Linked DNA regions of Homo sapiens: regions 1 and 3 are each linked to region 2. Evidence: chromatin contacts called from ENCODE Hi-C or POLR2A ChIA-PET data. All regions are on one chromosome and are shown on one strand. The core of a region is the stretch at or near the end of the contact, and the rest is flanking DNA. Distances in the headings are between cores, read along the strand shown.

The links. A loop is a pair of places that touch in the nucleus more often than their neighbours do. ChIA-PET counts read pairs that join two places held with the same protein, here RNA polymerase II (POLR2A). Pooled maps may share reads with other maps.
Region 1: a pooled map shows a loop between it and region 2 (2.6-fold over the local background). The contact joins the enhancer-like site here to the promoter of SLC39A10 in region 2. A Hi-C loop is called at or near these places in 1 of 168 maps with a recorded cell type or tissue (CD8-positive, alpha-beta T cell), 2 of 37 single-sample maps with no recorded cell type and 3 of 50 pooled maps.
Region 3: a loop to region 2 is called in a pooled map, with 3 times the contacts of the local background. The contact joins the enhancer-like site here to the promoter of SLC39A10 in region 2. A Hi-C loop is called at or near these places in 1 of 168 maps with a recorded cell type or tissue (naive thymus-derived CD4-positive, alpha-beta T cell) and 9 of 50 pooled maps. POLR2A ChIA-PET finds 5 or more read pairs at or near these places in 3 of 52 experiments (CD4-positive, alpha-beta T cell, HEK293 and activated CD4-positive, alpha-beta T cell).

What each region holds. Positions count from the first base shown.
Region 1 is chr2:196,290,661-196,295,290 of GRCh38, forward strand. HECW2 (HECT, C2 and WW domain containing E3 ubiquitin protein ligase 2) reads right to left here. Exons shown (of 29, transcript NM_001348768.2): 14 at 1,905-2,090. Among named protein-coding and RNA genes, the nearest start is that of HECW2-AS1, 33 kb to the left of the region's middle. Within about 2 kb of position 1,736, at least 10 of the 41 ENCODE cell types and tissues checked have a DNase peak (open chromatin) inside an H3K27ac peak, as active enhancers do; they include CD8-positive, alpha-beta T cell, where a contact is called at or near this core.
Region 2 is chr2:195,655,465-195,659,826 of GRCh38, forward strand. SLC39A10 (solute carrier family 39 member 10) reads left to right here and starts at 1,762. Exons shown (of 10, transcript NM_020342.3): 1 at 1,762-1,817. RefSeq lists silencers at 2,031-2,080, 2,111-2,230, 2,431-2,530.
Region 3 is chr2:196,198,392-196,202,986 of GRCh38, forward strand. It overlaps HECW2 (HECT, C2 and WW domain containing E3 ubiquitin protein ligase 2), which reads right to left. Exons shown (of 29, transcript NM_001348768.2): 29 at 1-2,997. The coding sequence ends at 2,886. Among named protein-coding and RNA genes, the nearest start is that of STK17B, 29 kb to the left of the region's middle. Within about 2 kb of position 2,672, at least 4 of the 41 ENCODE cell types and tissues checked have a DNase peak (open chromatin) inside an H3K27ac peak, as active enhancers do; they include CD4-positive, alpha-beta T cell, where a contact is called at or near this core.

The sequences.
Region 1 (4,630 bases), core at 486-2,985, 640 kb after region 2:
ACCAGTATTTTTCAAAGTCCTTACTTGGACCATCTGTGCCCTTCCATCCAATGGAATATTTACAGGCACTGGGCTCTCAGGCTGTTGAACCAAATATAGTACCAGCAAAGCCATATCTTCCCCTGGTGTCCCTGCTTCCAGCTCAGTGTTCTGGAAAGGCTTCTCTGTCACGCCCATCTGACTCTAATTCAGTGTCATTTTACCTGTGGTCCAGGGACATAATCACAAGCCCAATTCTCTTTCATCTCTCCTAAACTTCATGCTTGCCACTTCTAATCTTCTCTTGGCTGGGAATTAGAGGTTTATTAAAAACACTTGCAGAAATCAAGTCAGTAGTTTCAATGAGAGTTTAAGGGCTTCTCCCATGCATTAAAATACATGCATTTTGTAACAACCATTTTGACTACTCATAGATTCTCAGGTAATATTGCTGGAAGCTGAGTTCAGGATAAGTAAGAGGCTATTGTGGTAAAGTTCCCTCTGCTAGAGGGAACTTTGGGGGGTAAATGGCATTTACTGAGTACTTTACGTGTTCCATTTGCCTTGAATGTTGATATACTTTACTCCTTACTTCTTTCAGGTATCTGCTCACCTATGGCCTTATCTGTGACATCCTCCCCAACCACCCTCTATGAAATAACATTCTCCATTCCTGTCTTTCACTAGACCTCATTTGTTGCGTTATTTTTCATCATAGCATTAATCAGCTCTTGGCCTACAAAGAATAGTATGTTTATTTATTTGTCTATTGCCTGTCTCTGAGACATGAATGCTGCATTCATGAGAATGACAGTTCTACAAAGTAGTTGGCTTACCTGTTTTGCTTAGGCGCTCAACAAATATTTGTTGAACAAACACTCCAAGGGTTGTTAAATACTTTAAATATGTCATTTTAATTTTCCCTACCCTTCAAGTCACATATTCCCAGACTTTTTATAGACAGAGAAACTGAGGTTGGTTACTCAATACTTGCAGAGCATAATGTCATGGTTAAGAGCATGGTTCCTGGAACCAGCCTGGCTGGCCTACAGCGTGGCTCAGCCACTGCCTGTCTCTGTGATGTCAGGCAAGTCACTGAACCATTCTGCACATGGAGCTGCTTATCTGTACATGGCAATAATAATAGTACTGCTTTATCAAAGTTGTGGTGAGGACCTTAAGAGCTTAAACAGTTCATGGCTCATAGTAGGTACTACATAAGAGTTAAATAAAAATTAAATCTTAGCTGAGGGTCACCTTATAACAAGCACTAATTTTCTCATTCTGATTTCTTACTCATAGAATGACTTCCTGATTGTAACCAGGCTTTCTGGTTCATCCACCTACAGAGGAAGTACGGATGTAGCTATTCTGGCCTGTGTTGCACAGTTACATATTTCTTGTCATAAATTAATCAATCAGTGAGTTTTGGTTAATGTGCTAACAAAATCACAGTTCTGAACCAGTAAGACTGAAGCCCAAGCCCAGACAGTGTCACAAAGACACACCTCATGTAGTTGCTTGCTTAGTGACCTCCTAGCCACCTTCTCCAAATAATACCACAACTTTTTATTCAAATACCTACAACACAAGCTGTATCACTAGGGATAAGGAAGCACTGCCTGAGAACCCTTTTCTCTAATCAGCAGAGCATAGAGAGAGATGACAGGTAGGAGAGTTTCCAGGGAGAAGTGAATGCTTTGCCAGCGTCACAGCCCTCCCTCCGCTCCCTCCACGACTTCAGAATGGCACAGTCACTGTTTGTGGTCACAAACAACCTGCTGTCCAGGTTTCACTTGAACAGAAGGTGGAATGTTTCACCTCACAAAGAGCCTTGGCCCTCACTTGAAGGGTAGGGCCAAGTGTCGAAGCCACAAGCAGCCCACAGGCATTTGGCACTCCCTGAGGCATCTCCCTCGTGTTACCTTGCCCTGGTGATCATGTTTCATTTCCCATCCCCGCGGCAGCTCTAGCTGTTTGTTCGCGAACATGTTGAGGAATCCCACAAGGTCGCGGTTATGCTGGTAGCGTTCAAAGTGGTGGGTGTCCCTCCGGACTTTGGTGATCATGTGCTTCAAACACGTGTTGTTTGTAAACATGCGGTAGGCACTCTAAAGAAAAGAATGGAGAACCAATGTTAACCCACTTGTGACATGCAGAAGCACCAGAAATACTACACATGGGTATGGCTAATCTTCCAATAAGTAATGAAATGCATATATAAGCTTTGACAGAACTCTAGACCCATGTATGGAAACAGCAGACAGAGCAAAATATCTTGAACAAAATGAAACATAAAGACTACAGAAGGTAAGGCAGTATCCACAGCTGGTGTCTAGTTCTCTTTTTTTAACTTTTATTTGTATTTGAAGTTCTGGGGTACATGTGCAAGAAGAGCACGTTTGTTAAATAGGTAAACGTGTGCCATGGTGGTTTGCTGTACCTATCAACCCATCACCCAGGTATTAAGCCCAGCACGCATTAGCTATTTTTCCCTAATTCTCTCCCTCCCCCAGTCCTACTCTGAAACAGGCCCCAGTGTGTGTTGTTCCCCTCTCTGTGTCCATGTGTTGTCATTTTTCAGCTCCCACTTATAAGTGAGAACATGTGGTGTTTGGTTTTCTGTTCCTGTGTTAGTTTGCTGAGGATAATGGCTTCCAGTTCCATCCACGTTCCTGCAAAGGACATTATCTCATTCCTTTTCGTGGCTGCATAGCATTCCATGGTATATATATGCTACATTTTCTTTATCCAGTCTATCATTGATGGATATTTGGGTTGATTCCATGTCTTTGCTATTGTGAATGATGCTGCAATGAACATATATGTGCAGGTATCTTTGTAATAGAATGATTTATATTCCTTTGGGTAAATACCTAGTAATGGGATTGCTGGGTCAAATGGTATTTCTGGTTCTAGATCTTTGAGGAATCTCCACACTGTTTTCCACAATGGTTGAACTAATTTACTAAAGAACAAACATGTTGTGGAGTCTCACTGCACATGGGCCATTAAATCCTGAAGCTGGTTTTAGGAAAGAAACACACAGTCAAAATTATACCACACTGGCGATGAATATGCCACCTTACAGAGAGCCCTGACATAGCCAGTTTCTCCCCCAGTATTGGACTAGGTTATTGGCTCTCTGAGTGAGTGCCAGATGACACAACTAGTATACACTTAAGGGCCAAGTTGCATGGAAAAATGCTTGCCATACATTTCTATACTAGAAGGACATGCAATGGAATGAGTTGCTCTCACTGACCATCACACTCAACTGAGATCACAATAGACTGAGGTTTTAGAATCTCACCCTTCATAGAGGCATATAAGCTTGGTGAATGGAATAGCAGGCTGAGGTGCCTGGGCTGTACATCTCATTCTTTTTTCTTTTTTTCTCTTTTTCCCTGTGTATATTTGGTTGGATGTATATGAATGAAATGCAAGTTTAAAAAAACTCCACTATACCACCACACAGAAAAGTGATTGTTTTGTCCAAAACCTTACAGTCTTCATTTCTATGATATTTAAAGAAGATTCCACAAACTGACTATGTCATGATTGTCCACATATGAGTCAGTCAATAAATATTTATTGCATAATACCATGCACAAAACAGCAGAAGAGGAATAACTGTATGGCAGCTGTTTCCTTGAATCATCAGAGGGAATATGATATTCATGAAACTGACCAGGCCGTGAATGATCATCCTGGAACTCTATTCTTCTCAGACTGATTCAAAGGGCTTTGGATTCGTTTTATCTTTAGTGTCTCAGGGACACTAGACTGAGTCTGGACCTCTTCCAGCTTTATGGGTTCTGTTATCTATTTTAGTCTAAATCGTATGGGTTCTGTTATCTATTTTAGTCTAAACTTTATGGGTTGTTATCTATTTTAGTCTAAGACAGCCCAAGGCAAACCCCAAGGACTCTAGAGTCTCTGGAAATGATTTCATTTTAATAAACATTTATTGTCTTTGCTGTACCCAGTACTGTGTTCGTTATTAGGGATCAAAGAAGAATGAGTGTGAAGACAGTCAACATTGCTCCAGTCTTTCTAGGATCCCTCAAGATGTGTCATGTCCAGGTCAAAGCATTTATTGCTGATGTGAGTCCCTCTAGAGCTTTCTTCCCTTTGACACAGCAAGTGGCAATGTTTGAACAGGGATGCTCCCCAGCCTGGCTCTCTGGGTCCCTGAGTGACCACAGGGACCCTGATAACCTGACTTGGAATGAGAAGTAATCCTTTGTTAGCTTAAGCCACTGAGATTTGTTGGTCATTATTATTGAAGTATAACCTAAATTATTCTGATTGATTTACCGTCATTAAATACTTGTTCCCTATCAAAACAAATTAAAGGAAAGAAGAAAGGAAGGGAGGAGGAAGGGAAGAAGAAAGAAGACCACAATGAACCATCCTTGAACCTTAATTCCTCAGTACACTTGAGTATAAAATACTTTTGAGTCATATTTCAACCGACAGGCTAAATAAGAGGAGGTTTTGATGGCTGTGAGCAGTTGTGTGGTTCAGAGCAGAGAGTACTGTCAATGCAGGCAGGCCTATGCATGGGCTCTGGGCAATTAGAGAGCATGAGAGGATAGGAAAGTGATACCATGAAAGCAGAGAAGGAAATAACAGAAGTTGGGCAGTG
Region 2 (4,362 bases), core at 512-3,011:
AATAAAATAAGTATGAGCCATAAAATATCAAGCTAATTTGGAAGCTTCTTATGCTTTGCACACAAAGGATGTACTATCATGATTTTATGAACTCTAAGGACTTTAGTTCTAGGATGAACCTTAGAATATATTTAAAACGATCCCCTTAATTTATCAATGAATCTGAGGACCACAGCTATTGTCTCACATTTAGTGGCAATGGTGAGACTTGAAACTAGGACTCAGGCTTAATCTCTTTTCTCCACACCTCAGGACTTCTCCCTTTGTAAGCAGGAGTGAGGTCCATGCTCTGGCTTTCCAAACAAGGAAAAGGGCATATGAGTAGTTCAGTGTTCTGAACTACGTATGGCAATCAGTAGGCATTTATCAAGCACCATTTTCGTTGTTTTGGATGTTTTTTGTAGAGATACAAAACAAAAAATAACCTTCTTTCATGAAGGTATAATATGCAGGTTAGCGGGACTACCTAGCCGTCCATACTGAATGGGTTTGGAAATCCCAACTCTTTTCTCTACCTGCTCTGTGATACCAGGCAAGTTAAAGTCTTGTGTGCCTCAGTTTCCTACCTCACCGTGTTATGGTGATTAAATTAATATATATGTGGAGTACTTGACACACAGTCAAGCCTGCGATTACTGCTGTTCATGGTTTTATTTTCTCTACTAGACACCAGTAAGGCACCCCCAGAACTCGCTGTGTTAAGTAGATTCTGGTTGGATATAGAAACACAGGCACCCCAGGCGGAATGCAGATACGCCTCAACATGTGGATTAAGTAAGAGCCAGGAAGCAGAGTAATGAAGCAAAAATAAGACGTCCAGAGTCACCTTTTAAGAAAATGTGGGTTGGTGGTTGCTTAAGAGGGGAGGAGACAATTTAGATGGGATGTATGGCGTGAGCAAAGGGCAAGAATGAGCACGGTGTAGGCACAAGTCCATGGAACTGCTTGGCTGGATCGGGATTTTTTTGTCATAGAGTGTTAAGAAATAGTCGATCAGTTGAGGAGTAGAGGAGTGAAGACCTTGGAAAGTTGCCAAAAGCCTCGAGAATTTCTCTACATGTGTGACATGTTCTCAGGACTCAACTTTTTCTTTTAGGTTTGGAAGACCCGCAGTAAGTGTGCTTTAGAATTAAATGGGTGGGAAGGGGAGCTAGGCAAAACACCTCGCACTTAGCACTAAATAAAGTTCGCTGTTGCCCTAAGAGACTGAAAAGGTTACTTTAACAAAGGGGGCGGGGTTAACTTAACGTAGATGTTTAACTCGTATACAGATGAACATTCCAGTTGATCACTCTGAAGCTTTTTGGCTAAAGCGTTTGGGTTTAGAGCTTCCATTACTCATTCGCCTTGCCCAAGGCCTCAGCAACCGACGTTCGAAAGCCAGGAGAAAAGGCGAATGATAAAGGGCGCTCCACGCATGCGTTAAGAAGCCGCCCCAACTCCCCCGCGGCGTTCTTTCTTGGAACAAAACTAGCGCGGAGCCACGGAACTCCGCAGTTTGCGTAGACTTGAATTTCCTATTCCTCGGACGATCCATGTGGAATCCGTGAGTAGTGCGACTCCTTTACGCAACTGGCGTTATCCGAAGTGAATAGCTAGGTGGCGCGTGTACGCCCATAGCGTAGCACCCATAGGCGGACGGGGTGCGGCTGCGCAGGGAGCTGAGTGGACCTTGTACGCCGCAAGCGTAGCAGGGTGTCAGACGCGCCGGTTTCTGCGACGCAGTTAGCGCAGTCTGCTTTGGTGAATACACGATTTGGTGCAGCCGGGGTTTGGTACCGAGCGGAGAGGAGATGCACACGGCACTCGAGTGTGAGGTAACTATAAAACCCCGATTTGTTTACATTCCCTCCCCCAGAACCGGCCCCGTGCGCGGCGGAGACTGCGAGTCCCGGGACGGCGTGGGGGTAGAAAGGGAGAACAGAACCGGGGAGTCGGGGCTGGTTCCCTCGGGGATGCGGGCGCTGGGGTTCCCGCAGCTGCTGCAGTCGGCGGCGGCCAGCCGAAGCAGAGCGCGTGGTGGGCAGAGTGTTGGGCGCCGCGGCTCCTCGTGTGCGGTCTGGGCTGCTGCGGGCCGCGGGATCGGGAGCCGGCGGCATCCACTTCGCGTGCGGAGCCTCGCGCCCCCCTCACCTTCCTGTGGAGGTTGGCGGAGCCTCGCGGGCCGCGCCCGGGGTGGGGGAGTGACCGCTGGGCGGGTGGCGGCGGTTAGGGGGCTGCGCGCCGGCCGCGGATGGCGTCGCAGGCGCGGGCGGGCGAGGCTTTGGGGATCTGTAGGCAGGTCTTCGGGGGCTTGGCGACCAGCGCCCCGGTTTTTTCTTCTCCAGTCCTTCTCTCTGGTCTGTAATGGGGCGAGGGGACCCCGGGATGGAGCCTCGGCACCGCTGTTCCGGACCGAGGCTAACGGACGGCGGCGCCTCTGCTCCTACTAGTTTTCTCCCGGACCAACCGAAAAGCCGAGGCGGAGCGCGGGGGTGTGAAGATCTCGGCCTGCTGGGGGTCCCTGGAGCTGAGGGTGAGGGTGGGGCCGGGTCGGTGGGACAGGCCGGGTGGGCCGGAGGTGGCGCGGCCGCACGGCTTTGTTCCGGAAAGCCCTTAGGTGGAGAGCGATGTGGGGCGCGGCAGGGGGATCGCGTAGAGGAACCTTCGCGCACCGCCTCTCCGGGTCTGGGAATCTGCTGAACTCCTTGCCTCTCCTGGGGTCCCTCGAACGCCCCAGCTAAGAAGGGCGGGGGCCTTGCCAGGGCGCGAGCAACATGACGTTCAAGGTCTTCCTGTGGCTTCTGTAAAGAAATGTTCACGTGGGAGCCTGTCCACATGGGCTGTACTAAGGATCTGGCACGAGGAAGAAATATCACTGCAGAACCTGAAGCCCTCCGTTGGAAGGGTCGTTCACTCGAGTACCTATTCTAAGTAACAGTGACACAAAACACATGTTAGAAAAAAACAAAAAGTATGGTAGGTTATACTGTTTTTTAAAAGAAACTTTTATTTATGCCTTTTGCTGTTAAGTCCTCTAATTTTACATTGGAACTGAGTCATTCTTGGAGCAAAACTAGAATAGGTTTGTATTTGTTTTCTTTTTGGATGTGTATCTAAATTGTACATAATTAAGAAAAAGCAAGTAATGGAAAAGCTGGAGATGTAGAACTTAGTTCCTTCTAACTTAGTATGCAATTGAAAGCCTCAAGTCAAGACTCCTGTGTATTGTTTTGTATTAGGACTCTATTGTACAAATATTTGAGTACCTTAATATGAGTCAGTTACTTTTTCTAGATCTTGGATCCATGCCAGACAACGCACATTCTGCAGACACTGGTTACTCCAGTGGCTCCTTACTGGAAACATATAATATCAGTGATAAGTGCTGTGAAGAAAATAAAACAATGATGTGCTGGTATGGATTTTTAACTTTTTTATGTGATGAACCACAGAATGATGGTTTTAAATGTATGAAATACATAGAATTGCAACAGAAACCAGTTATGAAATAATGAAGATATTAAATATGACATCTATATTTTAGTAAAGCATTAGTGAGGACTGTAAATGATCTTTAAAGAATTTGGCTTAAATTTAATCTAAAATTGCTATCAGGTATTTCACATCGCTGTAATTTTTGCCTGCATTCGTAACTGAAGAGATAAGTAAATGTCAGAGGTTAAGATAAATCTTTTTCTTTTTTTACCTGTCCATATTTACAAACATTCTGCGTTCCGTACATAGACGCCTGGATAAGAACCCCTGTGCAAGAATGACTTTGGTGCTACTTTAAAAAAAGTGGTTGGGGAAGACCTCATAGGAAATGACATCAATAATAGATTGCATGATAACCTATACTAGTTCTTACTGTTACCAATTTAAATTCTAACTGCTTAAAAGCTAACACGGTCCTTCCCTTTTTTTGAGCACCTGATTTGAAGTACTTTGAGTAGGCCTCAAGTGTCGTATGCAAGTACTAATCTAGGGGGTGTGCCTTTTTCAAAAGTGATTTTTGGAGAAGATAGGATGTAGTATTATAGCAAGGAAAATTCAGCATCTGGGATGATCATTTCCTTCTGATTAGAGAAATTTACCTTGTTAATATTCTGTTCACCCAACCCTTCTACCCTCAGTGTTGACCAATACTGGAAAAAATTTAGGGCTTTGGAGTGAAATTTTAAAAGTTCAAAACCTTGATCTATTAATTAGTTTGCTTACCTTGAGGAAGTTGCTTATCTTAATCTTCTATTTGAACTTCAAGTACAAAAACCCTACTCACGGACTTAACTGTGACCATTAAATGAGATAACCAAAAGGCTGAAGATGATAGTGAGTTGATTTTACCTTTTTTCTACATACAGATGTTTCAGTTCTTTCATT
Region 3 (4,595 bases), core at 1,422-3,921, 540 kb after region 2:
AAAAGCTGTTCTCTTCTCTCTTCATTCCTTGATTGTAGAACTTACCAAATTTTATTAAAAACACTTTTTTGAACCTTGGAGTCTACTCTACTACACTGTGAGCTGAGCTTTTCAAAGGCAGATTTAGACTCTTGTAGCTCCATCGTCAAACAAACATCAAACTGGCACAGAGGGAATGCCAATGATGTGCTTGTTCTCTCATCTAAGAGATGTTCTGCATACATATATGATGTATTAAGAGTGTCTTCTATAGTATAAAGAGCATCACTTAAAATAAGACCAGAAAGCCTAGTTATCTGGGTTCACAGTCCAGAAGAAAATATTTATGGATATTTCTAATTGTAGAGTACATGAAAGTCTAATTTATTCTGTGGAAATGTTATTTAATATTTTATATAGTTATTACTGGCTGTTTTGTTTTACTAAGAAAGAATAATAGATAAGTTAGCATGGTGTTCTGATATGATAAGTACATCTTTGATAATTCCCAATCTGAGAACAGTATCAACTAGATGATTATACTAATTAAGAATGTCTACATACATTAAAGTGTACTGTTATTTGGGAAAAAGTTGGATGCCTTAATAAAGAAATATATTTGTTAGAAATAATTAAAGAGATACATTTTATTTCAAATATCTTTTACCTAATAATATGAAATACCATAACTAAATGTCTCAAACCAAAATGAAGGATAACATGGTCTTTGAATGTATTTTTGAAAGAAATGCAACCTTTATCTGCTGCTTGGAGAATGCCAGCCCTGAAACATCTTGTATACCATCAAATATGTGACTTAAAAAAAAGTGTGTTATACTACTTTTCCTTATAATGAAAAGAATACAAACAAGTGAAAAGTTTGCAAAATTAAATATATACTTGTATTCATGATCAATAAGTACAAACTAACATTTCCAGTTAAAAGTTTTTCTTTTTTTCTCTTCCAATTATAGAATACAGAGAGCTCTTCCTTTCTTATTTCCAGATTTCTATAACCCTTTTTCAGAACATTTCTTCACACTGCAGTACGTGCCTTTAGTGCAGGAGTGTAACATAAGTGGTATTCCTCTTGAGGGTCCCAGTAGTAAACATAGCTTAACTCACAGGAGAGCAATCAGTTCTTACAAAACACCTATGAAAACTATGCATATGACCTCTATAAAATGTAAGATTGCCAACATCCCATAATAGGAATTCCATGGCTGCTTATAAATATAGATCTCAAAGAAATGTTTGGGCAATGCCTGTAAACCCATAGGCTGGCAAACCATATGTCAATCCAATGCTTTTATGACCCCCAATTTAACTTCACTCTATTGAAAATCTGATTAGTCAAGAAATAAACAAAGATGTGGAGTAATCCCAAAAGCAATTAAAATGAAGAATACCTTCTCATAAAATTAAGCAGAAGTAAGACTAGTGATGTCATGCAGTTTTGGAGATGCCATAGAAAAACTGTCTCTTAATATTAATAAGAAAATTATGCATCAGTGAAAATGCAGGCTTAGAAATATAGTTCTGAGTTTCAATTTGTGGTGTCTTCACTGATGAGGGAAAATGGAATTCTTACTACTGATCTCTTCAGTGTTGCTGATGGCTCCTTAACTGAGCTTAGTGTTTAATGATGCTGTACAAATAAAAAGCAGTGGGGGAAATACGAAATATCTGTATTAAATGCCATCCTGTAAAGTATTTGATGGATGGAAGAGAGTCTAATGCATTTTAAATAAATGCATATCATACTATCACATATAGTGAATCTTAAAAAATTATTACTTAGATGCACAGTCCTTGTAGTGGTAGACACGGCACTGTGAAGGAAGTTTGATTTAGAAGCTATTTTCTATTATACTTCTCAAGTGATGGAGTTGCTGTTAGTCATATTGTAATGTCCCTTCACCTTTGGTACATTCAGTGCAAAATATTTGGGGAATTTTTTTTACCTTTATAAAAATAAAAGGCCCTTTTGTTTCCTTGAGAGTGCTTAAAAGGATACATATTAGCATGATGCCCGAGTATGCATGGAACATGAAAATGGAATGAGTGATACATACAGCATGATAGGTAGGTTCTTATATACATCTTAAAGAACATAAACATAATGAACCTACAAAAAATAAACAGAACTCACTGTGTACTTTTTCCTGATATGCTGTGATTAATTGCTAGTTATTTTAAAATTGTTTTCATGCATTATAAAGCATAAAATCTGTCATTAGTAATTCACTGAATAATGGTTTGTCTTTAGCCATAATTACACACATACCACTTGCATATACATTGTCACAGACCATCTTATTGCAAATCTGTAAAGGTACCTCATATTGACTTGGTTTCATTTTCACTCATGTCCCATGAAAGCGGAAACCTATGGTGCACACCATGCAGGCACTCATAAGCAAGAAATGAATATTCTGTTATAACTTAGGGCTTAAATGAATGTACTTTCAGGAAATATATTTACTTTTATTATATTATTTAACTTGCTCTAATTTGGAGATTGGGCCAAATGCTGCCAGTTTGGCTTGAACCACGTTCAAGGGTAAGTTTCAAGATTCTCCTGAGTCCCTAAAAATTACCGTGGAGCTGATCATGTATGGGTTCATCTTTGTCTTGGAACATAACAAATGGAAAAAGTTTGGCAGTCAAGAACTGTTGATTGAAAGACGGTTGGGTTGTTCCCTGGGCATCAAGCTCACCCAAATCCTTCCAAGAGGACTCATCTCCAGTCCCCAAATGTGACAGAGCACTTGTTCCTGGAAAACAACAGCACATAGCTTTATCCTAAAGGAAGCATCCTCTTGAAACTTCCAATGTTCAATCATTCTTCTAGAAGGCAGCTTCTGAACCTGCCTGTCCACAGAGATGGGCATTCAGCTTCCAGGTCACTCAAGTCCAAAAGTACTGGTTTCTTCAACTGCTGTCAACAGTTTTTCATAAAGCATGGAAAAGGATGGGTAGGGAGGCAGATCCAGACGGTTAAAACATGTATGCGCTCTGAAAACACAAGAAACAGCACATAGTTTAGAACAGGCCGAGTGAAATGAAAATGTGTGTGGTGTGTGTGTGTGTGTGTGTCTGTGTGTGTATGACTGTCTTTCACATTCAAATTTATTTGTTGCCAATTTTCACACTCCTTTTGAAAAATCTTTGAAAACATTTTGACCTTAAAAATTCAGAACTGAATTTCTCTAAGGAAAAGAGGATATTTAAAAAAATATTTTATTTACATTTCACCACCATTTAAAAGCTATATTACATATAAATGACCATTTATTGAGTGGTCTAAGGATTACAAAGACAAGTTTGGTTTTTGTTTCTCTTTTGATGCTAGATTTTTTTTTTAATACACGGACATAAGGCCTTGCAAAGTAGTTCATTTTGAGTTGGCATATGCCTGGGTGTCTCTTCGATACTCTGTAGTTATGCATTTTTTCATTTTCTTGGACAGGGAAGAGGAGCCAGTGTCTCTGAGGGCCTGCCTCATGGCTTAGAGTCTTGGGAAATTCCCTGGCTGGACTTTTCTAAGTCAGTAGGCCATTGTTACTTCTTTGAATCCTGTGCTAAAATTTGCTTTCTCCCAATTCACAATAACAAAATAAGCAATTTAAATCATTACATTAAGTATTCTTTTTTAGAAATACTTCTTTTGCCAAGATAGGAAAAAAATATGTTTTCCTGTTATTTGCATCTGAATCACAATAAAAAATAGACAGTCTCCAAATAGTACATCTTATCAGGAAGCAAATCTGCACTTTTGACATGAAATAGGAAACATTCTATTCTGAATGTACAACAGCTTGTTTGGGGGACCTACATAACTTTGACTTAAAAAAAATACTCCTGAATAAGAAATTTTAGGAACTATGATTATTAACAAGCTATTTCTACAAAGTCACATGTCTATACTTTTACTCTGATAAATCCCTTTTCCTTATGAAATAAATATAATTAATATTCCTGGATGCAGTGTAATGTAGTGGGAAGACCAGAGATTTGCAGTTGGACATATTTGGGTTTGGATTCTAGCTCTATCAACAAGTGTGTGATTTGGAGTGAGTTATTAAAACTCTGAGCCCGTATTTCTCACCTTTAAAAGGGTGGTTATATAACTTGTCTGAGAAGGATGTGAGGATTAAGTGAAATAACAGAAACATGCTTAATAGAATGACTGGCTCATAGTGTTTGACCAATTAATAATAGAGGTATTGTTAGCTACATTTCATTACTATCAACAAGATTTGACTCTAATTGCCTTCAGTGAATTGCCACAAATAGTAATGACCCATGAGAATGATGAGATAATAAAGGGATAATAAAGCAGGTGTGTGGCCACATGGCTTATTAAAAACAGGAATGTGAACAGGATCTGTTATATTGTAAGAATACAGATAGAGTATTCCTTATCCAAAATGCTTGGCACCAGAAGTGCTTTGGATTTCAGATTTCTTTGGAATTTGGAATATTTGCATATATATAATGAGATATCTTGGGGAATGGGACCCAAGTCTAAACATGAAATTCATTTACGTTTCACATGCACCTTGTATACACAGACTGAAGGTAATTTTATACCATATTTACATAATTTGGTT